Linked DNA regions of Homo sapiens: regions 2 and 3 are each linked to region 1. Evidence: chromatin loops called from intact Hi-C (ENCODE). Cell type or tissue: endothelial cell of umbilical vein. All regions are shown on one strand.

What was found. Peaks named below come from ENCODE experiments on the same cell type or tissue, not always from the same donor. Only the 100,000 strongest peaks of a DNase experiment are listed, where the experiment ranks them.
Region 2: it touches region 1 in a loop (16-fold over the local background); 99 of 110 quality-filtered maps call a loop at or near these places.
Region 3: a loop joins it to region 1, with 7 times the contacts of the local background. A loop is called at or near these places in 3 of 110 quality-filtered maps.

What each region holds. Positions count from the first base shown.
Region 1 is chr6:142,689,151-142,697,150 of GRCh38, reverse strand. No RefSeq gene overlaps it. Among named protein-coding and RNA genes, the nearest start is that of HIVEP2, 250 kb to the left of the region's middle. In endothelial cell of umbilical vein, a CTCF peak has its summit at 4,102 (motif pointing left); DNase peaks (open chromatin) are centred at 3,510 and 3,970; H3K27ac peaks cover 1,227 bases.
Region 2 is chr6:143,424,194-143,432,193 of GRCh38, reverse strand. It overlaps ADAT2 (adenosine deaminase tRNA specific 2), which reads left to right. Exons shown (of 6, transcript NM_182503.3): 5 at 3,510-3,582; 6 at 3,688-8,000. The coding sequence ends at 3,731. Among named protein-coding and RNA genes, the nearest start is that of ADAT2, 23 kb to the left of the region's middle. RefSeq lists an enhancer at 4,656-4,725. In endothelial cell of umbilical vein, a CTCF peak has its summit at 4,802 (motif pointing right); a DNase peak (open chromatin) is centred at 4,883.
Region 3 is chr6:142,759,295-142,767,294 of GRCh38, reverse strand. It overlaps HIVEP2 (HIVEP zinc finger 2), which reads left to right. Exons shown (of 10, transcript NM_006734.4): 7 at 2,321-2,496; 8 at 5,730-5,831; 9 at 6,628-7,523. Among named protein-coding and RNA genes, the nearest start is that of HIVEP2, 180 kb to the left of the region's middle. RefSeq lists an enhancer at 5,401-5,450. In endothelial cell of umbilical vein, no CTCF peak of the experiment used is centred here; a DNase peak (open chromatin) is centred at 3,894; H3K27ac peaks cover 753 bases.

The DNA.
Region 1 (8,000 bases):
TGTCTAGCTTGAAGTTCCTGTTCTATAAGGTTTTAAGATCCATAAACTGCAATTAAAGGCACAGTAGTAGGAAGAGTCAATCAAAGGGGAGCCTCAAAATAGCTGGTCCCCCTGGAAAGCCAAGGCAGATATATTTGTCCAGCTGCTTGTGGGAGAAGGCCCGAGGCCTCTCACTCACTCGCCAGAGGCCCGTAAAAGGCTCACCTACAGCTGCTTGTGAAATTGGTTCCTTGTAAGTGAAAGTCGACCAAGAGTCCTATGAGCCAGTGGCAGCTGGACAGAGAGGACCTGGGTGCCAAACGGGGCAGGAAATGGCCAGGGGCCAGGGTAAACAACCTGGGGCAGGAGCTGAGGGGAGCATCTGTCCCAGGATAGCTCAGAGAAGTGCTGCTTTCCAAGGGTTTGGCCAGGGCGACTTGATTTATTTTCAGCAAAATCTGGGTATGCCCTAATTTACTATGGGAGCCTCGAATTTGCATGTCTGCTTTAAGAGACCCTAACAAGCACGCATAATAAAATGTTAATTTATGCCTTCTGCTAGGATTGGAATTGAGTGTGGCTTGACGCAACTGCAAAACAGAACAAATCTGGAAACTCTGGCAGGCAGAAGAGGAGAGTGGAGGGAGCACGTTTCTTTGAGTTTGGGAAGGGAGGCTGAGAGGAGTCTGGGAAACTTCCTGGCACCCAACTCCCTCCAGAACCCCTGAAGGGACTTTCTACAACAGCAGAGGGATGGCCCTTCTGTCTCTACAGCACTGACCGAGCACTACAGTATCGAACAGCACTGGGCACAGACTAGGTCCTGGGTAAATATTTGGTGTGTTGATTAATAATATGAGAATGTTCTGAGGTCAAACACTTCCTTCCATGTTTTGGGAACAGTGAGGTCTTGCATAGAGCTTTAAAAACTCCACACCCAGCTTCACATTAAAGTGGAAAGCCAGCACACTTGTGATGTTCTGAGCTATTCTAAATAGCAGCCCTCCCTGGGTCTCTGAATTCTTCTGAACCTAGTAGTGCCACTGCCTTGGGCAGTTTTGTGGAAATGCCTCTTCCCATTCAGCTTTGCCCAGACCATTCTATCCTGATGTTATTCCCATGGCTGGCACTCCAATGTGTCCTAAACCTGTCCGGTTTCTAGAAATATGACAAACATTACCTCTATTTATCCCTTTCTTCTGTTCTTACTGACACTGAGCTTGCAGGATGGCAGTATTAAAATACACCAGCAGACTTCTGGCAGGTGGTTGTAAACATCTTTTGGAGTTCCTTCCCAGTCTATGACACCATTTCTCAAGGAATCATCCCCCTCTCCACAAAAGGGAAGGCCAAGTAACCGAGCATCCACCATGACTCTTCCACTTTGGCCATAGATTGCATCAGAGTTCTCACTGACCCAAGCTGGACAATCAATATCTTTCTCTTGGGAATTTGGAATTGGACTTAAAGAAATGGATAACTAGAGATCAGCGTCTGTGTTTGGCTCAGACATGAATTTTGGAGCCATGGTGGCCATACGCAGGGAGAATCAGAACAAGTCAGTGTGTAGAGAAAACCAAAAGGCAATGCCAAAGAATGAACCGAGTCAAAAGAGGCAGGGCTACATCTGCTATTGACTTCTGAGGATGACTTTGCATCTTTACAGTAAGTTCTTGTTTATTGATTAGCCAAACTTTGCTGGCTTTGATGCTTGTAACCAAAAAGACTTTAAAAAGACATGAATAAGTTTTGCCATGGATTTCTGTAGCCCCAATCCACTCTGCATGCCTAACCCTAGTCTCTTTCAGATGCCACCACTCTAAGTCTGGCAGGGCTCCCAACTGCCTATGATGTCATGACCATGACCCCTTACTAGCTCTCAGGGCACTCCCCAAACTATCCTGCCCACTCGTCCAAAATAATTATTCTTTCCTCCTGTGATGTGCTCCTTTGCTTGAGTCTAATCATGCTCTCTCTACTCTAAACACACTTCCCTGGCTCTCTTCCTCCTGTTTCCCTGGACGGCTTCCCAGGCCTGGAATGGTCTACCCTCTCCTCCCGGCCATACAAATACATGTAGATTGGACAGTAGATGTATTTTCTTGTCTGCAAATGGAATGGTTTCTATCTGATGTCCTATGTTAAGGAACAGAAATTATCACAGTGGAAAAAAAAAAGCCTATTGGTGGGGCACAGCACCTCCAGCCACTTGGCTTTGGTGAGCCTGATACAGTATCTGGCCCCTGCTAATATTTGTATTTATGTAATGAAAGATTTACCCAATTAAAATAGATCTGAACTACAAAGGAAATGCTGCACTAAAATGTGTTCTTGGCTCATACAAGGAGAAAGATTCTCCTTCACGGAGGAAGACTTGAAGGGTATCCAGCCCTAGGGAAGTGAACTAGGTCATGCCAGTGTTCTCCCAGGCATAAAGGGTAGGCTCGATTTTGTGATAAATACACAGTATATGATGATTCACCTGACTTACTTCTCTATTTGATATCAGTAAATGATAACAATGAAAGTGCTTGTGTTGGGGGGAAAGTGCAATGAATGCACGGCCGCTTCACCATCTGATGAAAGTATAACCAGGGAGATGCCTCAGACGCTAAGGGCTCTTGGTGAGGGGCCCAACAGGAAGAGAGAAGTGCTACTTTCAGACAGAACGGGACCGAGCATTTCAGGATCCACAGAGCCGTGTCATAAAATATTTCACACGATATGTATGACAAGAAGCCTGAAGAAGCTATGAATTTCCAGATTGATGTGAAAGAAATCCACTCTGTACCTTGTGCCACACAAACATTTAAGTCAATCATTATTGAGCATCAACTGGGTGTATTCTAGCCCCGGGTTTTATCTTTTTTTTTTAACCTTCCTTGTGGTTGCTTTGTCATATTCTTTTTCTTTTATAAGAAGCACTGTTTGGTAATAGCCACAAGAATTGTGGGGGTGGGGAGACCATTTTTACTAAGAGATAGGGTTGTATCCTGCATAGGCAACATAAGGAATGGTAGCAATTTTTTTAAGAGGCTACACATGTGGAAAGGCCTCCCATTGCTTTATCCTCTCCACTGGATCTCTCCTGTATTCCTTCTGCCTTCCTGTTATTCCTTGCCAAAAGAAATGTTTTTCTGTCATTCTTTGAAGCCATTTTAATTTTGTTCTGGAGTGGGCTCCAATTTGTTTAAGTGTGGGATTGCACGTTGATACAAATAATTACAACTGTTAAAGTTTGAAATAGAGCCCTATTAGGGAAAAACTACAGTTAAAATAAAAGCTTTCATCAGGACAAAAGCTTTTAGGAGGTGGAAGACCCATATGACACTGAAAATTTCATAGTAATTGCCAAAATGCATTTACGAGTTGCTTGTTGCCAACACTTGGTGGGCACTGTGCATAACAGTGATAAACCTCATGGATTTAGCAAGTTAGCGCCACTAGACACTCTCTAAAACACAGCCACAGCGCCAGTATTGGGTTCCAGTGGACAAAGAAAAAGCCTTCTCAAGGGAATGAAACATTCATTTTTCTAATTATTCCCCAGGCCAAAGGTTGAGTGAGTAACTTCCCAGGAAATCCACAAGCCTCAGCTCTGGACTCTTCATCCTCACGCCACTCACTCAGCTACTCTCTGTTTGCAGTAAAAGAACAGAATGGAGCAAGAGTTTTTTAAAATTAGATTATAAAAGACCAAGCTCTGCTGAAATATTGGAGAGGTGGGGATCTGAAGGGAGGGGTGATGTGTCAAAGACTTTCAAGGCTGTATGACCTGATGGAAGATGAAACACAGGAGAAATGAGAGCAGGGATATTGACCAAGGGCCCTCTGATCTGCCGTTGTATTTAAAGCAATGATTCTCCCTCCTTCCCTGGGACCCCTGGGGGTAGATCATCTGAATGCTTGTCTCTTAGGGAAATGGTATGGGGTGGAAAGCGGCGAACGCAGCAAGGGTTCAGGAAATGCCTGGCTTGTGAGTGGAGGAGAGGATTCTAGCAACTCTTCATGCTTCCAAGTGATGTCATTGGGAAACCAATCCTGGAGAAAGGGGGCCGTCGCTGATAAAAATCACTGTGGAGAAGATGGCCTAGAAGATCCCGAATCTTAGTCCTCATGCGCCCCCTCGTGTAGGATGTGGGGTAGTGCCTTGGTTGCTGGGTGGTGAAAAATCTGTCATTCTCAAGGGACCACCGTTGGAGAAAAAGGGACGTTGAGGGGGAAATGCATGAGAAATAGAATAAAGTTAAGTAATGAGTTAATTTTGCAGTTGTGACAATTGTAGGCTACAAATTAATAGTTGATTTAAAAAAGCAAGTAGCTTTGAAAGCCCAGGACTAAAATGCGAAGAAACTGAGCAGAATCGCCACTGTGTAGACCAGAGCTTCTCAAACTTCAATGTGCATATGAATAATCATCCTGGGAGCTTGTTAAAAATCTAGATTTTTTATTTACTAGTTCTGGACGGGGCCCTCGATTCTGTACCTTTAACAAGCTCCCAAGTGGTGTAGAGGATGCTGGTCCGTGGACCACACTTTGATAACACTTGCAATAGTGTGCAGGACTGACCTGTCCCCTCAGATAAGCCTGTTTGTATTGGAGGGTTCTGAAGTTCAGCTAGAACTTCTATCTCCACCAGATCTCCCAGGATCCCTGCTAGCACACTATACAGTAATTCCTTCATTTATTGGTAGTGCGGTAAATTTGTCAGCTCAAAGATAATTACCTTTTATTTCCTGAACTTAAGTAGCATTTACCAATAGCACTTACTGTTTGTAATGTTGAATTGTTAATTGCTATATATTACCTTGTGATTTCAAGAGTTTATTTTGTTTTTGCAATGAAGTGGTCCTGCATAGTTTAGGGTGTTTAAGAGACAATTACAGAATTAGTTGATTGGCTTCTACTATAAGCTTTGATTTGAAAAAATTACAAATCTTTCTCCTAAGTGTGAATTTTGAATTTGAGGTGGCAGAGGGAGGAAGGGTTAGGTGTCTGAAGAAAGTGAAGAGAGGATGTCTAGGGATAATTTGGACATCTTGTAGCATTCAAGATAAATATATTCAAAGTTTTACCTAAGGCTTTTCTTAGAGTTAGATGTCTTGTTTTGAATTCGACTTAGGTTCACACTTAAAGTTACTCTATGTAAAAATGTTCAGACATCCTGAGCAGACATAGAACAACAACAAATGGATTTGATAACAGAATACAAGATAGAATTAAAGATAAAGTCCTTATGTGCTTTGAAGAAATAAAAGATGAGATTTCAAGTCAAGGAAAATAGATTGTACACCTAGTGACAAGACCTCTTTATTTTCATTTTGAAAGATCACAGAGTGACTACAATATGAAAAGATTGTGTGTAGGCTATCATTTCATGCTTGAGAAACAAATAGATGAAGATCATTTCATGTACCACTGGGCTGGGTGTTTAGAGACAAATGTGTTTCTTACCTGCTAGTGTAGACCAGTGAGCAGCAGGAAAGGATATACATTCCCAGCCATGGGCAATCCTTTATCCGCATGTGTGGCCAAGGATTTTTCATACTGTCTTACATTGGCTGGGAAAGTTGACTTCTGAGTTCCCTGACAAATCTGAGATTCTATGACTTTATTAATCATAACTATTAATAACTACAGGTTATATGTTAATAGTTATAGTGGTTATAATTATTAGTTATAATTATTATTTTGTGCAATAGATTCTCAGAATCTGAAGCACCATAGAGGTTAAAAGAGGTAATAGCCATCTTCCTGTCTATAACAGTCTCCTTTTCAACATCCTGGGAGTTATCAACAGCAACTACAGGTTCTGCTCAAACACCTCCAACAAAATAGAACTCCCTAGGTCCCACAACCATTTTTGCTGTACAGTGTTTTCCTGTCATAAGAAAAATAATTTGCATTCACTGTAATAATTTTAGAAAACAAAACCAAAATGTACAAAATAAAAATTAAAAATATCTGTAATACTATCACTCAGAGATAAACACCATGAACATTCTGATGTATGTGCCCAGGTGTGCGTATGTGTGTGTGTGTGTGTGCATGTGCATGCGTGCACATGCGTGCATGGGTATGCACACCTTTATTCTAAAAGAATTGTACTACTCATGTTTTAGAACCATCTTTTATCCTTTTTCATTAAGTATTTGTCCATAATATCACCTTTAAAAGTTCAATAAGCATATTTCGTTTTTAAATAGCTATAATTATTAGGATTTTTCCTTTTATCAAGCTAAACCTTACCTCTTTATAATCTATATGCCTTGCCCCTTTCTCTGTCCTCCAGAGCCAGATGCAATAAAAAGTCTGATCCCTCTTTTGCAGGACAACCCTTTAAATATGTGAAGACTGCTTTCTGGTCTTCCCACCAGTCTCATTTTTAATTTTTTAACTCCCTTATTGAAGTAAATTGGCATATTTAATGTACAGTTTGATTAATTTTAATATAGGCATACACCTGTGAAACCATCACTAAAATCAAGGCAAGAAACATATTCACCTCCTAAAGTTTCCTTGTGCACCTTTGTGTACCTGTGTGTTTGTATCAGGCAAGAATATATATTTATTGTACATACACACCATGGACTATTATGCAGCCATAGGAAGAAACAAGGTCATGTTTTTTGCAGGGACATGGATGGAGCTGGAATCCATTATCCTCAGCAAACTAACACAAGAACAGAAAACCAAACAAATGCTGCATGTTCTCACTTATATGTGGGAGCTGAACAATGACAACGCATGGGCACAGGGAGGGGAACAACACACACTGGGGCCTGTTGGTGGCAAGGGAGGTGAGGGAGAGCACCAGGATAAATAGCTAATGCATGCAGGGCTTCATACGTAGGTGCTGGGTTGATAGGTGAAGCAAACCACCATGGCACATGTTTACCTATGTAACAAACCTGCAGGTCCTGCACATGTATCTGGAACTTAAAATAAAATAAACATTTTTTAAAAAGAATATTCATTTATTTATTTATTTTTGTAGGAATATTTAATGTGATATACTCTCTTTAACAATTTTTTTTTTTTTGAGATGCAGTCTCACTCTGTCACCCAGGCTGGAGTGCGGTGGCGCAGTCTCGGCTCACTGCGACCTCTGCCTCCCAGTTCAAGCAATTCTCCTGCCTCAGCCTCCCAAGTAGCTGGGATTACAGGCACCTGCCACCACGCTTGGCTAATTTTTTGTATTTGTAGTAGAGATGGGGTTTCACTATGTTGGCCAGGCAGGTCTCTAACTCCTGACCTCAGGTGATCCACCCGCCTGGGCCTCCCGAAGTGCTGGGATTACAGGCCTGAGCCACCGCACCCAGACTCTTTAACAAATTTTTAAGTGCACAGTGCAGTTAACTATAGGCATAGTGTTGTAAAGCAGATCTCTAAAACTCATGCATCTTGCATCATTGAAACTTCATACCCATTGAACAACAGCTCCCAATTTCTGCCTCTACCCAGTCCCTGGCACCACTGTCCAAGTCTTTGCTTCCCTAAGTTTGACTATTTTAGCTACCTCATGTAAGAAAAATCATGCAGGATTTTTTCCTTCTGTAACTGGCTTATTTCACTTAGCATAATGTCCTCCAGGTTCATCTATGCTGTTTCATGTGGAAGGATCTCCACATGGCCGAGTAATATGCCATTGAGTGTATAGACCACATTTTTTATCCATTTATCTGCTGATGGACATGTAGGTTGTTTCCATGTCTTGGTCATTGTGAATAATGCTATAGTGAACATGGTTGTGCACTATCTCTTTGAGATCCTGATTTCAATTTTTTTTTTGGATATAAACTCAGAAGTGGGATTGCTGGATCATATGGTAGTTTTATTCAAAAAAATTTTTTAGAACCTCCACAGTGTTTTACATCATGACTGTACCAACTTACTTACATTCCATCACCTATGTGCAAGGGTTCCCTTTTCTCCACATCCTCACCAAAACTTGTTGTCTTTTGTTTTTATGGTAATAGCCAATCTAACATATGTGAAGTGCTATTTTGCTGTGGTTTTGA
Region 2 (8,000 bases), 740 kb before region 1:
TTATTCAATGAACGTTACCAGCTCTATGCTCTACCAAGTTTGGTGATGCTTGGCCTGTGTCAGTGACGCTAGAGACTATTTACAGCACACACAATATTTTTGTACAAATTTAATCATTTTGCTTGATTGCCACATCCTTATTTTAGTATCTAGCAATCACTGTATTTTCATGTCTTTTTTTGTGTGTCTTTTTAATGTTGAAATTTCCCCCAGACTTAAGAATCCATGTCTTTAGTCTCCTAGAAATTCTCCTTTCCGTTTAATCTTGCCACTTCTCCCAAAGTTTTTATGGGTCAGACTATGAACAAAAGGAATTTGTATTTCAGAGTTTGGCCTGTGACTATACCCCTACTTTCATTAATTGGTTTGATTGTTTTTCTCTCCAAGATGTAAGGTTAATGTAAAAGTATTGTGCTTTAAAAAGAAAAAGCTTTAACAGATGCTGGATATGGCTGGGCAGTTCACTTCAAAAACCTCAGGGGTTCCTAGAATACTTTAAGGACCTATGAAGGACTAAATTTGGCTGAGTCTCACTGAGAACGAGTTTTTAAAACGTTCTTGAGTTTTCTAGCTCAACATTAGCTTTCCTATCAACTTCTGTGCATTTGAGAATAAATGCTGTTTAACATTACATCAGAAAAGAAATTGTAATGCAATGATGGAGAGTAAAGGATACAATTGGTTTGATCATTAAAGACATTTAGAAAGTGATTTGATTTTTCCAATCACTTCTGTTAGTAGCTCAAATTTTGCTTACATAACTCTTTGCAAATGAATTGCTGACTCCATATTTCCTTTATGAGAATGATCTAAATAATTTTTCAGTTTCTGGGCAGAACAAAGATGAGTCTTTTGATGTCATACATGGGTGGAATATTTCTCTCCAACATGTCAGTGACATGAGGGCACAAACACAGTCCTTTCTCACACATCTTTGTAGTCGATGCAGCAGAACCAAAACAAGTTCATTTGCAGTGTATATACCTAGCCACATCGGCTCAGCTGCAAATCAATGCCTGTGGCTTGCAGCCATATCTCCAGGCTGAATGCCAAATTATGGTTTTTTTAAAGGTGCTTTTAGATTCTAAGGAGAACAGTGGTGGCCCAGGCTCTGAATGCTGGGTATTCTTTTTTTTTAATTCGTCTGGGCTTAGGAGGCAGCAGGTGATTGGGAGGTGGGATACTGTTTCTTACTGCAGAATTGCAGATTCTTTTCATGCTGTATTATAAGCAGCATTAAAATTTCTAGAGGCCTACAGAACTATTCTTTTCAAAGAAGATGGTGATTAATTATAACACCTGCTCTGTTTTTTAAAATTTTTGTTTTATGGCTGGGTGCAGTGGCTCATGCCTGTAATCCCAGCACTTTGGGAGGCCAAGGCGGGCAGATCATGAGGTCAGGAGATCGAGACCATCCTGGCTAACATGGTGAAACCCCGTCTCTACTAAAAATACAAAAAATTAGCCGGGCATGGTGGCGGGCGCCTGTGATCCCAGCTACTTGGGAGGCCGAGGCAGGAGAATGGCCTGAACCCGGGAGGCAGAGCTCGCAGTGAGTGAGCCGAGATTGCGCCACTGCACTCCAGCCTGGGCGACAGAGTGAGACTGTCTCAAAAAAAAAAATTATTATGAATGTTTGCTTTTTATTAACACCACAAATTTGTTGCTATAATGGATACTTGAAAATGTAAATAATATATTATATTGGTGTGTTAGGGCGGTGCAGTTTCCTTCGAGGCCTGTAACTCAGCAGTTCTCATCCCGGACTGCCCGTTAGAATCACCTGGAGGCTTCTGTGCCTGACTCTGCTCAGTCCCTGCCCCAGACCATCTGAATCAGAAGGCAGGGGGCCAACAGTGCTGTGTTTCCAGAGAGTTCCAACTGGTTCTCCTGAGCAGCAATGGTTGAGAACCACTGCTCTCATCCCACGTAAGAGGAGAGGGCTCTGAGTGTGCGAGTGGAGTGGAGGGGGACCTCTGGGGAGCTCCAGCACTTAACACAGCAGGAAGCAGGGGGCAGCTGTGACGGGACTGGCTGGCAGTGGTTAGGATGGTAAAATGCTGAGAAGCCAAGGGAGGCAAGAGCGGTCAGACAGAGCAGGTGTGGCCAGTTGCCTCCAGGACTGCAGAGTTGAGGAATCTGAAAGGAGGCAAGTGTTTTGGTCAGTAGGGACCTGGGGATTTCTGAGAGGGCAGACTCAGTGAAGTGCTGGGAACTCAAGCCAGTGAAGATGAGGCCACTGAGGAGTGAAGGCAGGAGCAGGGTGTCAGCCTTTGACGGGACAGGGTGGATGGAAGGTTATTTGTTATGGCGAAGGTTTATGCAGGTGTCGGAGGCCCAGGCAAGGGCAGACTGAAGACACAGGAGAATGGGAGGTTCGTTCTGAACAGCATCTCACAGTAGCTGGTCCTCCTGTCCTCTGTGCCTATGCTTTCTGGCTCCTTCCTTCCAGATGCTCATTGTGTCACTTCATGCACTTCAGAAGGGTGCTTGGTTTTAAGTCCAAACTCTTCTGACAAGCTTTCAAAGCCGTACATATTTTTACCCCAATTTTTTGTCTTTCTTTCCTTATGCTTCCTTAATAGTCTCCTCCTCTGTCAGCTGATTTCCTCACACACAACCCAGGCTTCTTCTTGCCCTTTCCCTGAAATGCTCTGCTTAGCCTCTTTAAATATTCTCTATCTCTAAGGCAAGTTCAAGTTTCATGTTCTTCAGGTAATATTTCATATAACACTCCTTACTGTTAGCACAATTTCTTATTTATTCTTTCACATGTTATGATTTCTTTTCCCCAGTTAGATGCTAAAGATAGAACAAGCTGTATTTTATTTTTTAAAATCCTCTGTAGCAAGGGTTGATAAACTTTTTCTGCAAAGGGTTAACTAGTAAATATTTCACCCTTTGTGAGCCGCTTACATCTCTGTCACCTAGTCTTTTTTTTTCTTTAACAAAGCTTTTAAGATATAAAAACCATTCTTAGCTCACAGTTCTCAGCTATGGAACAGATTTGGTCCACCAAGTATAATTTGCCAACCCTAGCTCTATAGCATGGAATGCTTAATGGACCACTAGTAAATAGGAGCAGATAAAAATAACTAATGCTTAATGAGCACTTATGATGTGCCTGGTATTTAACAGGTATTATCTCACTTAATCCTCACAAAATCCCCTGAAGTAAGTGCTATTATTGCCAGCATTGTATAAATAAGGCATGGAGAGTTTAAGTGCCTAACCCAAGATCACAAAGCTGGTAACTTCTATAATAGTTAATGGATGAATAACAGTTGATTGGGAGTGATGCCTAATAACAGTTGATTGGGAGTAATGAAAAAGATGATATATCAAACATCTTTTGGAAGTGTACCTCCTTACCCATGTTACTAATATCCCCAAAGTTTATTAACATCTGAAATCTGTTTACATAATCATGTATATATATGTTGTTTTTATGGGATACAGCACACATTTTCATAGGCCTATGTTTATTCTCAACTTTCTCATTCCATCAGTGTATCCCTGGATATCGGGCTGAGGAAGCAGTGGAAATGTTAAAGACCTTCTACAAACAAGAAAATCCAAATGGTCAGTTTTCTGTTGTGGATAATGTCCTTCCCTTAAATCCATACAAAGAGAATCTGCTATGAGCTTACCTCTTCATTTTCTTTTTCTTTTCTATTCTTTTCACAGCACCAAAATCGAAAGTTCGGAAAAAGGAATGTCAGAAATCTTGAACATGTTCTGATGAAAGAACCAAGTGACCCAAAGTGACCTGGACAAGATTCATAGACTGAAAGCTGTTGACATCGTTGAATCATATGTTTATATATTGTTTTTAATCTGCAGGAAAATGGTGTCTCTCATCATTTGCTCTGTTAAGGGAACAAATTAGCACTTTTTAGAAGTCTGACAATTGTAAACAGTTATTAGCTTTTCCAGAAGCTGATTCCCATTTTAAGATGGGGGAAAATTAAGGTTTGAGGTTTTAGAAATTAGCAAGTAGTGCATACCCTTCTAGCCACAAGTGCCCAGTCCAGGCAAGTGCTGACTTCTTAGAGAATGTGTGGCCAGACCCAGGGACCTGGAGTGTGTTTGGACTGCAGTTTGCCACCCTGAGAACACCTTCTCCAGGACTGGCATTTCAGAATCAGATTCTTCATTTTTTGCAGCTACGATGTTCTTCCAGGGCACTGGGGGCTGTGACTTCTCTCTAAATTGTATATAAGTTGTGTATATAGAGACCATAATTATATGGTCCTTAGAAAAGACTTTGCTTTTATAAAGCATTTAGAAAAAATGCATACTTTTAAAACAAGTGCTTGAGTTGTCACTTAAAAATTATAGCATATTGCTATAATAAAACCTTATTTATGTCTTATTTGAAGATGAATAGTCTTAAAAGATAAAGACATAAATGGGACAATTGTTATTGAGCAAAAAACCAAATTATCCCACCCTCATGGAGCTTATATTCTAGCAAGGGGAGATGGATATGATAGATTACACAGTTTATTGGAGGACAATAAGAGTTATGGCAAAAAGCAAAAGGAACACAGGGTAAAGGGGATAGGTGCCATTTGGTGGTGAGAATGCTGACTGAAAAATAGAATGATCAATTTAATCTGAAACAAATGGTTATTTCTTTTATAATCCATATAATAAATTTAAAATCTAAAATGTAAAATTTTGAACACAACACTGGAAAGGGTATCCACAGCAGGAAGTCCCCAGTTCACCTCCATGACTACAGGGCAGCTTTGCACAGCCCTCTGGGCGCACTGTGTGCCTCTGCCCAGAAGGGGGCCTCGCCGTTCCACCAGAAGCTCAGCTCCAGGCCCTGGAGGGGCTGCTGCTCCTCAGTTGCATTTCTTCAGTAGATTCATTTCCTTGATGCAAAGCATCTGTATTTGTTGGTTCTGTCATTTGAGCGATGTCTCTGACTTGTTTGTTTTGAATTACATTACAGGCTGGAATGTAATTGTGGTGAAAGTATTTTTATATTGCTGAGAGTAGCAGCTAATCACAGTTACATGCTTCAGAGGACTTATAATTGCTTGGTTTTGTGTGTGTGTGTGTGTGTGTGTGTGTGTGTGTGTGTGTTTAACTGCATTTGAAAAGTTTTATGGAGAATATGCATGATTTTAAATCTGTGATAATGTTACATGCACCTTCAATTTCATCCACTTTAAAAATTATCTTCTCATTGAATTTTAGTGCTTCTACTAGTTTGTTCCTTTTTGCAGTTGGTCGTAATTCATTTCTGGCTTCTTATGCTTTCCTGCAAGCAGATTTCATTGCATTTATTGTGTTCATATCATTTTCTTGGGGATTATTTGTAGGACAACCAACCTGGAGTTTTGCCTCTCTAGAGTACCACCCAGTAAGTCTGGCTGAGCATCTTATGTCCAGTAGGTTCTTGGTAAACATTTGCTAAATGAAATTACTGATTGAAATTTGGGGAAAAGTGAATAAGAAGACTATCTAGGACAAAAAGCCAAAGCCGAAAATAGTATATGAGCATTCTAGCCCAGAGACTGTCGCTACTAAAAGAATGAAGGAAATAATAAAGTGATAGACAGGGAAGGATAGAAAAGACTTAACAATATACATATGTTCCGTCTTTGCTGTTTTGGAGAATGATGGATAAGTAGTGTTTCCTGATTCTGAAGCATAGCTGAACAATTTAATTGTGGTTTACCATCTTTTTGGTTCCCTCTTCAGTAATTAACCTATCGAAAATCTGTCCTAAATGTTTGGACTGGGGCACAGTTCCCTCCATCGCTTTGGGAGAAAATCATTAATATGGCATACTGCAGATTGGAGGGCAGGACCACTGAGGGTGTCATAGACATTAGCTCTATGGAATTCTGCTAGCAATTTCCAAGTGACAGTGAGGAATTATGGATATATGTTGAGGTCATTCAGCTTCCTGAGTACCACATTCCCCAGCTACTTAGACACGGGTTAAAATATTAAGATGTCCTAGTTCAACAGCTTGAATTCCATTGATTGATACTGATAGTGCCTGTCCAAGACACCAGCTGAAAGACTTGTTTTGTGTACAAAATAGTTCTGAAAGTGGTGAGATACAAAAAGGTTTTAGAATCACTGCCCTGTTGAGAGAAATTAGGGGGAAATGATTACATTTAGAAGCTGCTAGAGTTATCCAGTGTTTGCTGGTCTTTGCAACAAACTGTGGAGAATGGGTGGTATGTAATGCTTTGGTAGGCTTCAATCACTGATAAAAGATCATGTTAAAATATCTTTGTGCTTTCTTGTTACTTGGCACAACCATCTCTTCCTGTGTTGTATTTGGAGTATCATGGAGAGAAAATAGATGGCCAAGAGCTTCAGTGTAGGCAAGAACTCTTAATTTTTCTTTAAACTTTTTACTGGGAAAAGTATATATATATAAAATACACACACACACACACACACACACACACACACACACACACACACAAACACAACACACCATGGCCCTTTACCCCGAAATGCTTCAGTATAGTTATTGACTTAAGTAAATTTAACATTGATATACTTGAATCTATCATTTGTATTACAGTTTTGTCAGCTGACCCAATAATGTCCTGTAAAGAAGTTCTCCCACTACCCTATAATCCCAGGTCCAGTCTAGGGTCCAGCATTACATTTACTTGTCTTGAATCCAGCTTTTTCTTTTTTTTTTTTTTTTTTGAGATAGGTCTCACTCTGTCGTCCAGTGGCATGATCACAGCTCACTGCAGCCTCAACCTGGCTCAAGCAATCCTTCCTCCTCAGCCTCCTGAGTAGCTGGGACCACAGACTCATGTCACCACACCTAATTTTTTTTTTTTTTTTTTTTTGTAGAGACAAGGTCTCACTATGTTGCCCAGGCTGGTCTTGAACTCCTAGGCTGAAGCAATCCTCCTTCCTTGGCCTCCCAAAGCACTGGGATTATAGACGTGAGCCACTGCACCGGTCTGCCTTTAGCTTCTTTTAGTCTAGAACATTTTCACTGGCTTTCTTTGTCTTTTATGACATTGACATTTTTAAATAATACAGTCATTTTGCCTCCTTTCTGTTTTCTTCTTCTTTTTTTAAATAATAGAATGGTCCTTGTTTTAAATTTATTTGATATTTTCTTGTGATTAGATTCAGGTGCTGGTTGATGTTAAGTTCCTCACAGGATATCACATCTGGAGGCACACAAAGGCCGTCACACCAAGGTGATGTCAATTTTGGTCATCTGGTCAAGGTGTTGTCCTATTCCTTCACTATATAGTTACCTTTTTTCTCTGTTGCAATGAATAAGCAGTCTGTGGGAAGAGGAGCTGTTACATTTTAAACAGAAAATGTATTTGACACTGATGGAAAGGAGAGGAGGAAAATTAATGACATAAATTTCAAAGCAACTATTAAATTATTTGATTGCATTCTTCCTCTTTTACTGTCTGCCAAAATTGATAAAAAAAATTTTTCTAATAAGAATGTTTTAAATAGTGATATCTTAATAAGCATCAAAATTAAGCCTGAGAAATAAATTCTTTCCTTCCTAATTTCCTCCTCAGCAAAAGTAATAATTATATAAATTTCATTATGCCTGATAAGATAGGGTTTTGGAAAATAGACCTAAGATGTTTCTGATACTGCAGATGACCTATGGTGATCCAATGGGATAAACACTCTAGGTAGGTTGTCATTTGGTCATAAAATATGAGTTATCTTGGGTTTCCATAGAGACATCTAGACTTAAAATGTTGTAAGCACTGCTACTTTCAAAATGTCAGTAAAAATAGCAAAAGCCAAAGCTCTTGAAAAAATTACTTAAATCTTTTTTAAAAGTAGTATAGCGCCTTGTTAAAAATCTGTGGTGATGCCAAAGCTTGTCTTTCCCAGTGGTCCTACGTGAACTGGCCTTATAGCCCCAGGGAAACCAGACACCAGGAATTGGTTTCTCTGCCTTTTGGCAAAGGAATAAGACTACATTGACTTCATCTATGAAGACAACTGCCAACTATTTC
Region 3 (8,000 bases), 70 kb before region 1:
CATCCCCCATCTTTTAACACAAACGAGAGAAATATAGATTTTATCTCTCCTCAGAGACTGAGAGGTCCCTGTGACTGAATCAACCCTCTCACATTCAGCAGCCTTCATAGCAGTGTACTTGCACCAATAGATTAGCGAGAACTCCACAATTACTGTATGCTTTGGGGAGCCCATCTCCACTAACGAAGGACACAAGTGAAAAAGCGTATGTGAACATTTTATTGCTGTGTTTTGGTGATCCAAAAGGATTGTGCCCATATTTCATTTCCTCCTCCTTTAATTGCCCCGTTTTATGGGCTGTGTCCCATTACTTCTTAATCTGTGGCCCAATTTCTGCCCAGTGGTGACCAAGTGTTTTTTCCAAACCTTGTGTTACCTCCTCTTATTTTGGCAATTGCAAAGTGATAGCTAAAAAAATAAAAAGTATTACTGACCAAAATTGTAAGTGTATATTGTCTAACTGATAGGTTTAATAATAAATTCAATAATTTAGTTAAACACAGCTTTGAATGTTTTTCAAAATCCATCAATTACCTTATCAAGTAGATTCATGGGCCTGTAGAACTGTTGTATGATATATTATTTATACCAGTTTCTCTAATACATCATTATATTTTATACAGAATTTTACTGTATTTTCATTCTGGAAGCAAGTTAATCAGCTAAGACATTGAAAATAAAATTATACTGCTTGATGATAAAATGCATTTCCCATCACTATGATGGCAGGCTATAGTAAGCTTGAAGTATCCTTCCTTGAAGAAAATTAGCTTTGTACAAAAGTATTTGTTTTAGTCTATATGTCTTAAGCAATTTCATCTAGTTAGGGGCAGAGAATAGTGAAATTTAAAGGTGAAAGACATTTGCATCTTTAGGGTTTTTTCTACTTTATTGCAAAAGACAAAGATAAAATTCAAAATAATTTTGAAGAACAAGTGGAAGTCAAAATTCCTGGTAAAAGGGGGGAAATTTAAAGGAACGGAAGACATGCAAAATTGATTATTCATAGTTTTGAATAGTTTCTACTTAACTCTCATCTGGATTGGTACTGACCAAAAAGTAGATAACGTTAAGATTAGATGTGAATCCGTAACAGAGTTGCTGTTTAAATATGTGGATGGATTTCCTTTCTTAAAATTATTTCAATAGATTGGATGACTGAAGTTAAACTTGCCTTTATTCCTGTTTGTGGATTAGCTAGGATAAAATGAGGAAGTTTGCAATGCTCTTAGAATGTAAAAAAACTGTAAATTTAGTGCCTTTAACTAAATCCACAGTGGATTAGGGCATTTTGCATGTCAGTTTACCTTTGGAAGTTATGAAAAGAACTCCCCAAATGGAGCGTCTTTCCAAAAATAACATTAGACCCAAAATTCTAGCCTAGCTTTGACTTAAGAGATAATGACAGTCATTGAATTAGTCCGTATACTACTACTATATCTTATGACAAATTATGTTTTATTGTATTCTAAAATGGAATGGTTGAGCATTGGGTAGATTTCTTCCCTTGATTATCAAAGAAAATACCTAAGACTGTTTTTCTAGCCGATTTGATTAAGCAAGATGACCTCAGATATCCTTTCAAACATCTCTATGAAACCCTTCTGGAAACAAATGCAAATTTGATTAAAAATAGAATCTCTAGTTTTCATTATGTAACTACCTTGAAGAAGCTAGTTGAAATTTAGACTCCACATTATTACAGATTCATGGTCTTTGGGAAGAGCAGATCAAATCTGTAGACAACAGTTGGTGAGCTGAGCTCACCCTGTGTAAACTAGAAATTTCTGAGGCACTCTCGTGCCAGGATTGTAAAAATAGAGTAGGAACTTGCAATGAAGAATTCTATTATCAGTTATACTTAATTTAGCAAATTTAGAGGGTTGTATGTTTGTACATGTACATCTTAGATGATGTAATGTTAACAAAAGATACATGATGAACATGTTGGTATGCTTTTTGTATGTCCCTTGATTGGAGGCCATACTAGAATCCAGTCCAAAGGTCTGCAGCTCTTTGAGGTTTACATAAGTCATTTTGAACATCTACTTCCCAACTCTATAAATTCACATGTAATAGTGAAGCCAATTCCATTTTGAATTCCATGGAGCATTACATTTTGTTTACAGTGCCAAATCTATTATCTAGTTCTTTCAGCCATTTACTGCATAAATTTCACAGGCTTCGTAGAAGTAAAGTTGAATAATTGTCTGCAAAAGACCCTCATAAAACTTTGCCGTGCAAATAATTAGCTTTTGCTTTAATATATAGCATGCTAAGAATATTTGAAAACACACTGGATTCCCTCTTTTTAAAACAGGTACAAATCGAATGAAGATTATGTATATGTCAGAGGACGTGGCCGGGGAAAGTACATTTGTGAAGAATGTGGGATTCGCTGTAAGAAGCCAAGCATGCTCAAAAAACACATCCGTACCCATACTGATGTTCGGCCTTATGTATGCAAGTTATGTAACTTTGCCTTCAAAACGAAAGGTACAAGTCTGATTTTTTTGAGAGGAAAAATACTTCTCTATGGCTACTTAGATTTCTGAGTGCTATTTTATAACTAACCTTCATCAACAATAAAGATAGTTTGTTTGTGAAAATATGATTCCACGAAATATATTTTCTCCCTCAAGTAAGTGATCAAAGGATGTATGTGAGACTGTGAGGCTCCTTTTATGACTTAATTAAGAGCAGTAGACATAGGTCCAGGCCAGTTGTCTCCAAAGGAAGTGGCTACAAATTGTCTGGATAGCTATTACTTCATGTTGGAAATGTTATGTGGTCTAGATAATATTTACACCAGTATTGAAATCCTGCACATGCAGTGGTATTAGAGAAGCAAGGCAGCAGCTGGGAAGAAAACATGTGCTCTTGGTCAGTTTCAAGATTATAAATAATGTAGAGACCCACACACTCCCAGGTGGGTGCCTTCATCCACAGTTGCATTAATTATGCATAGAAATTTGATAGCTTGTGTTCCCTGTTTTTATCAGCACAGAGACAATTTCTGATTCTCAGTACATAACTGTTAGTCTTATAAAACTAGGACTTGCCTTAAAATTTTTTTTTAAAATCTGTTTTTAACAGGTAGATTTATGTAAAAATATTTTACTCAAGGAAGTTGCTTCGGTTATATTTTTATTTTTTATAATATTATGAAAATGTTCATAAGTCTGGTAGTCTCAGAATACAAACAGTAGTGAATTAGAGGTTGTTCGACTTTTGCAGAAGTGTGTTTTACCTTAGGTTTAGTGGATACTATAGGCACCCCCTCAACACTTTAAATTTTCATATTGATTAATCTGCTCATTCAAGAAAAAGAAATACCAAGTAAAATTATCTTTGGTAGAGAAATGTATACCTATATTCTTTTATAGCTGAAAATCCTAAATTGCTAGAAGTGTAAATGGGTAGCCTCTCAACATATCTGTTTCTCTTTTATTAAAAAGATCTATGTAATAGAATTGCCTCATTTGAAGCTGAAAAAAGTATGTGTTCATTTGTGTCTCAAAAAATAATCATATGGCCTTTTAAATACCACTCACCTCTGCACAATCAAGCCTTTTATACAGAACTTTACTAAGAGATTCCCTAGGAGATAAGAAAATAAAAACTTTGGTTTCAGGGAATATTGCAATTCAATAGTCATTACGAATGATACATATCTTCACTGGGCATATGAGTTTGCTGCAGGTATAGTTGTGTGAAAAACTGGATGAAGAAATGACACATCTCTAGATATTTTTAAAAATCAAATTAAGTCTGCCTCTGAATCATCATCTCCTGAAGGAAATAATTTATTCTTGGTCATTATTGGAGTTTCCTTGTCACCCTTTGGGAATGTGCAAATGTCTCAGAATCTTAAAATGAGCAAAACATCCTGGGAAACCCTGCCAGTTTTCACCTCCGACTGAAATGCCTGTTGTCCAAACCCACATTGTCGTCTGAGCACAGATGGAACGCCCTTGCATGACCAATCCCTTCTCCTTGTCTGTGCCACTTCTTCAGGGGCCTCCCCCGCCACTCTCCTTCCCTCTCCTTGTCCTTATACATTACTTCTGCAGCTCATGACTTTAACAAACTAAAGCCATGGTAGAATTGTTTCAGATCCAGATTTCTAGCTACAGACCTATTCTGAAGATGGGAGTCTAAAGCCTGACTATCCTTGGAATGGAGAGAAAAATGTAGGAGAAAGAAACACATACTAAAATCTAAATAAACTATCCCGATATGCTTAGCATCTATACCTATACACATCCATAGCGTACTTGCACTCTGGCACAAGTGATGATTTTTATTAATTTGTAGATACATTTCATTAATTTTCTAGATTTAAGCATTCTTGATATGTCTATAACATTTTTGGGCTCTTTAAAAAATGGTAGATATAAGTTTTGATAAATAGGAGGAGTGGGGGCCTGGAAATATTTCTGTTTGGAATTATTCAAAACAGCATGTAAAATTTATAAGTATATAAGCAATAAGTAAATAATAAAGCAATATGAGTAAAATAATAAACAACAGTGTCCCAGTTTTAACTGTGGCTCATATATTACATGAACAGCAAGCTGAACACCCCTACCAGAGGAATAAACTGTGCTAGCAGGCTGAGTTTCCACGGAGATTTCACAGAGCCTTCTCTTAAAGTATTTGTTGGTACATTGCTAAAGCGTTGTCAAGGGCACAGATAACATTATGGCTATTTTCACTGAAGTGATGTAAAGGCGCCTTACAACTGAATTAGTTCCTGAATCTCTTTTGATAAGTTATATGGCATATAATTTATATGTATGTGTGTGTGTGTGTGTGTGTGTGTGTGTGTGTGTGTGTGTGCATTCTTCTGTAGATCCTGGGTCAACGAGGATTGGAACAATGTTTTCAAAATTTCTCACATTTCATAAAGCAGTTATACAAATTATATATATAATTTATATCCACACATGTATATACACATATAATTGTATATGCCATTATCATTATAACATATTCAGCATGAAACCTTTCTTTTTTGTTAGTGTGATAGGAGCCTGAAGATAAGTAAAGAGGGAATGTTGCTGCTCCAGAATTTTAGGAATTGCTGTCATAACTTTTGCTAACATATGCCAGACAGATAGATGCTAAATACTGGGAATAATGCTCCCTATGAGTAGTTAGCTAATTATTTGTATGGATCTTTCAGAGCACTGACAAGGTTGGCCCTCACATTAGTTTGTATGTATTTTTCTTCTGAATGGTGAAGATCCTTGGAGGTTACTCTGTACCTGATCAGTCACAGAAGGTCAGGGGCCCAGTGGGTGTGTTGAGAATATTTCATTCTGAAGTATCTCTGAGGTGTGTGGCCAGATTGCGTTTCCTGTTTCTGTGGAGTCCCAGGAGGCTGGTGTATTTGGGTAGATATGAGGTCCCTTCTCAGGCAGAAAAGCCTGGGATTTCTAGTCTTGCTTTGAGCCTACTCTTGAAAAGATGTGAGCCTGGACTTCCACATATCTTCTAGAATAAAGAATATCTGAGATTGGGCCAAAGCTCTCAGGGATTGATATCTTCAAAGACCAGATTATTCTTCTTAAGGTTGAAACAAGGGGTAGTGGGTAGAAACAAATCTGTGTTACATGATGAATTTAATAAAATTAGTTCATTTCACATTGAATTTGGAGCAGCTATCAGCAGTTATTAATTTGATAACCAATTAATTTCTCTCTTTTTTTTGCTACATTTTCAAGGAAACCTAACGAAGCATATGAAATCTAAAGCACACATGAAAAAATGCCTGGAATTGGGAGTCTCAATGACATCGGTGGATGATACAGAAACTGAGGAAGCAGGTGTGTATGTCATAAATGAGTTGACAGACCTCTTCATTATGCACAGTGGAGCTCTGTGGCTGAGGTAGTAAAATAAGTTTAGATATTTTTAAAAAGTGATCACTTTTCATTTTATTAAATACTAAATATAGAAAATAAAACTGACACATTGAATTGCTTGAAATCTACTGAGAAGAAATGCATTTCAGTTTTGACTCCGAGGGCAAAAAAGGCCTTACTTTGAAAATACTTATATTTAGAGCCTTCTATGAAGGGAATAGAATTGCACTTGCTTTGTGATAGCAAATTAGATTTTATGAGGCTTTTTGGGGAATTTGAAAAGCATTTTAATGTATTATTATTCAAGTTAAGAAGAAACCCAGTAGGAAAACAAATAAACTAGCAAACAAACATCATTAAGGTTGGCCAGACCTCCTGAGTTACATCACTTAGACATACGTTTGTACCTGAGCTTGCAGAGACAGGTTGTTGCCTTTCTTTCTCCTCTAGCATCATAATTAACATTATCCATGCTCATTTGTTGAGGGTTTTCTGTGAGTGGGATGATGTCTGAGATATAAAGTCCTACTATGGAATCTTTCTTGTAAGTTGGGGATGAAAACAAATAGATATACAAGAAGATAGAATGAACGCAGGGTCACACAGGTAAGTGCCTCATTTTATAGGAGTTCTCAGACATAACTATCTGTGGGCACTAGGGATTGGGAAAAGCGTTTAGAAAGAAATGAGGCTTAAATAAGATCCTAACCTTGATATTTGGATCTTGATCTCCATTATCTTTGTTTAATTGTTTCAGAAAATTTGGAAGATTTGCACAAAGCAGCAGAGAAGCATAGCATGTCCAGCATTTCAACTGATCATCAGTTCTCCGATGCTGAGGAATCAGATGGTGAGGATGGAGATGATAATGATGATGATGATGAAGATGAAGATGACTTTGACGACCAGGGAGATTTAACACCAAAAACAAGATCAAGAAGCACCAGTCCTCAGCCTCCTAGATTCTCCTCCTTGCCTGTGAATGTTGGCGCCGTACCCCACGGGGTTCCTTCAGATAGTTCCCTGGGACATTCTTCGTTGATCAGCTATTTGGTTACTTTGCCAAGTATTCGAGTTACTCAGCTTATGACACCCAGTGATTCATGTGAAGATACCCAGATGACAGAATACCAGAGGCTATTCCAGAGCAAAAGTACGGACTCAGAACCAGACAAAGACAGATTGGACATACCTAGTTGTATGGATGAGGAGTGCATGCTACCTTCAGAGCCAAGCTCCTCTCCCAGGGACTTCTCACCCTCAAGCCACCATTCCTCTCCAGGATATGATTCTTCACCCTGTCGAGATAATTCACCAAAGAGGTATCTGATACCCAAAGGAGATTTATCTCCCAGGAGACATTTATCACCTAGGAGAGATCTGTCACCCATGAGACATCTTTCACCAAGAAAGGAAGCTGCATTGAGAAGAGAGATGTCCCAAAGAGATGTTTCACCAAGAAGGCATTTGTCTCCAAGGAGGCCAGTGTCTCCTGGGAAAGATATCACAGCAAGAAGAGACCTCTCTCCTAGAAGAGAGAGAAGATACATGACCACAATAAGAGCGCCATCTCCCAGAAGGGCTTTATACCATAACCCACCATTGTCCATGGGACAGTATTTGCAAGCAGAGCCAATTGTATTGGGGCCTCCTGTAAGTATAATCCACTTTTCTTTCTAATACATAAGTGGAAGCACATTGGTCCTCCTGATAATGCACTGGTGTGAAGTTTAGTAGAACATGGGTATCTGTCATGGGTGGAGTGAATCTGGCTAATGAAAATAGCGGGGAGACATTTTTGTCATATGCTATTGTCAGTAACATGGCTGTGGCATTACCTAAAGTGTAGTATTGCATCAGAGCAGCAGTGCATTCCCAGTGGGAACAGGTGAGGCCTTTCTGAAGGCTTTCTAAACTTAACTAATGATAGACGTAAGCTGAAGCCTTTTTGTAAGTAAAAAAGATGAACCTTTAGAATGCCATGACTGCATGGACATACACTCACAGGGACATTTAGGCATCACTTATATAACTCATCACCAGGTAAGGATTCTGATTCAGCTGTTAACCTTGACTTTCCAAAACTTTTATTTTTAAAATTTTTATTTTATTTATTTTTTTTGAGACAGG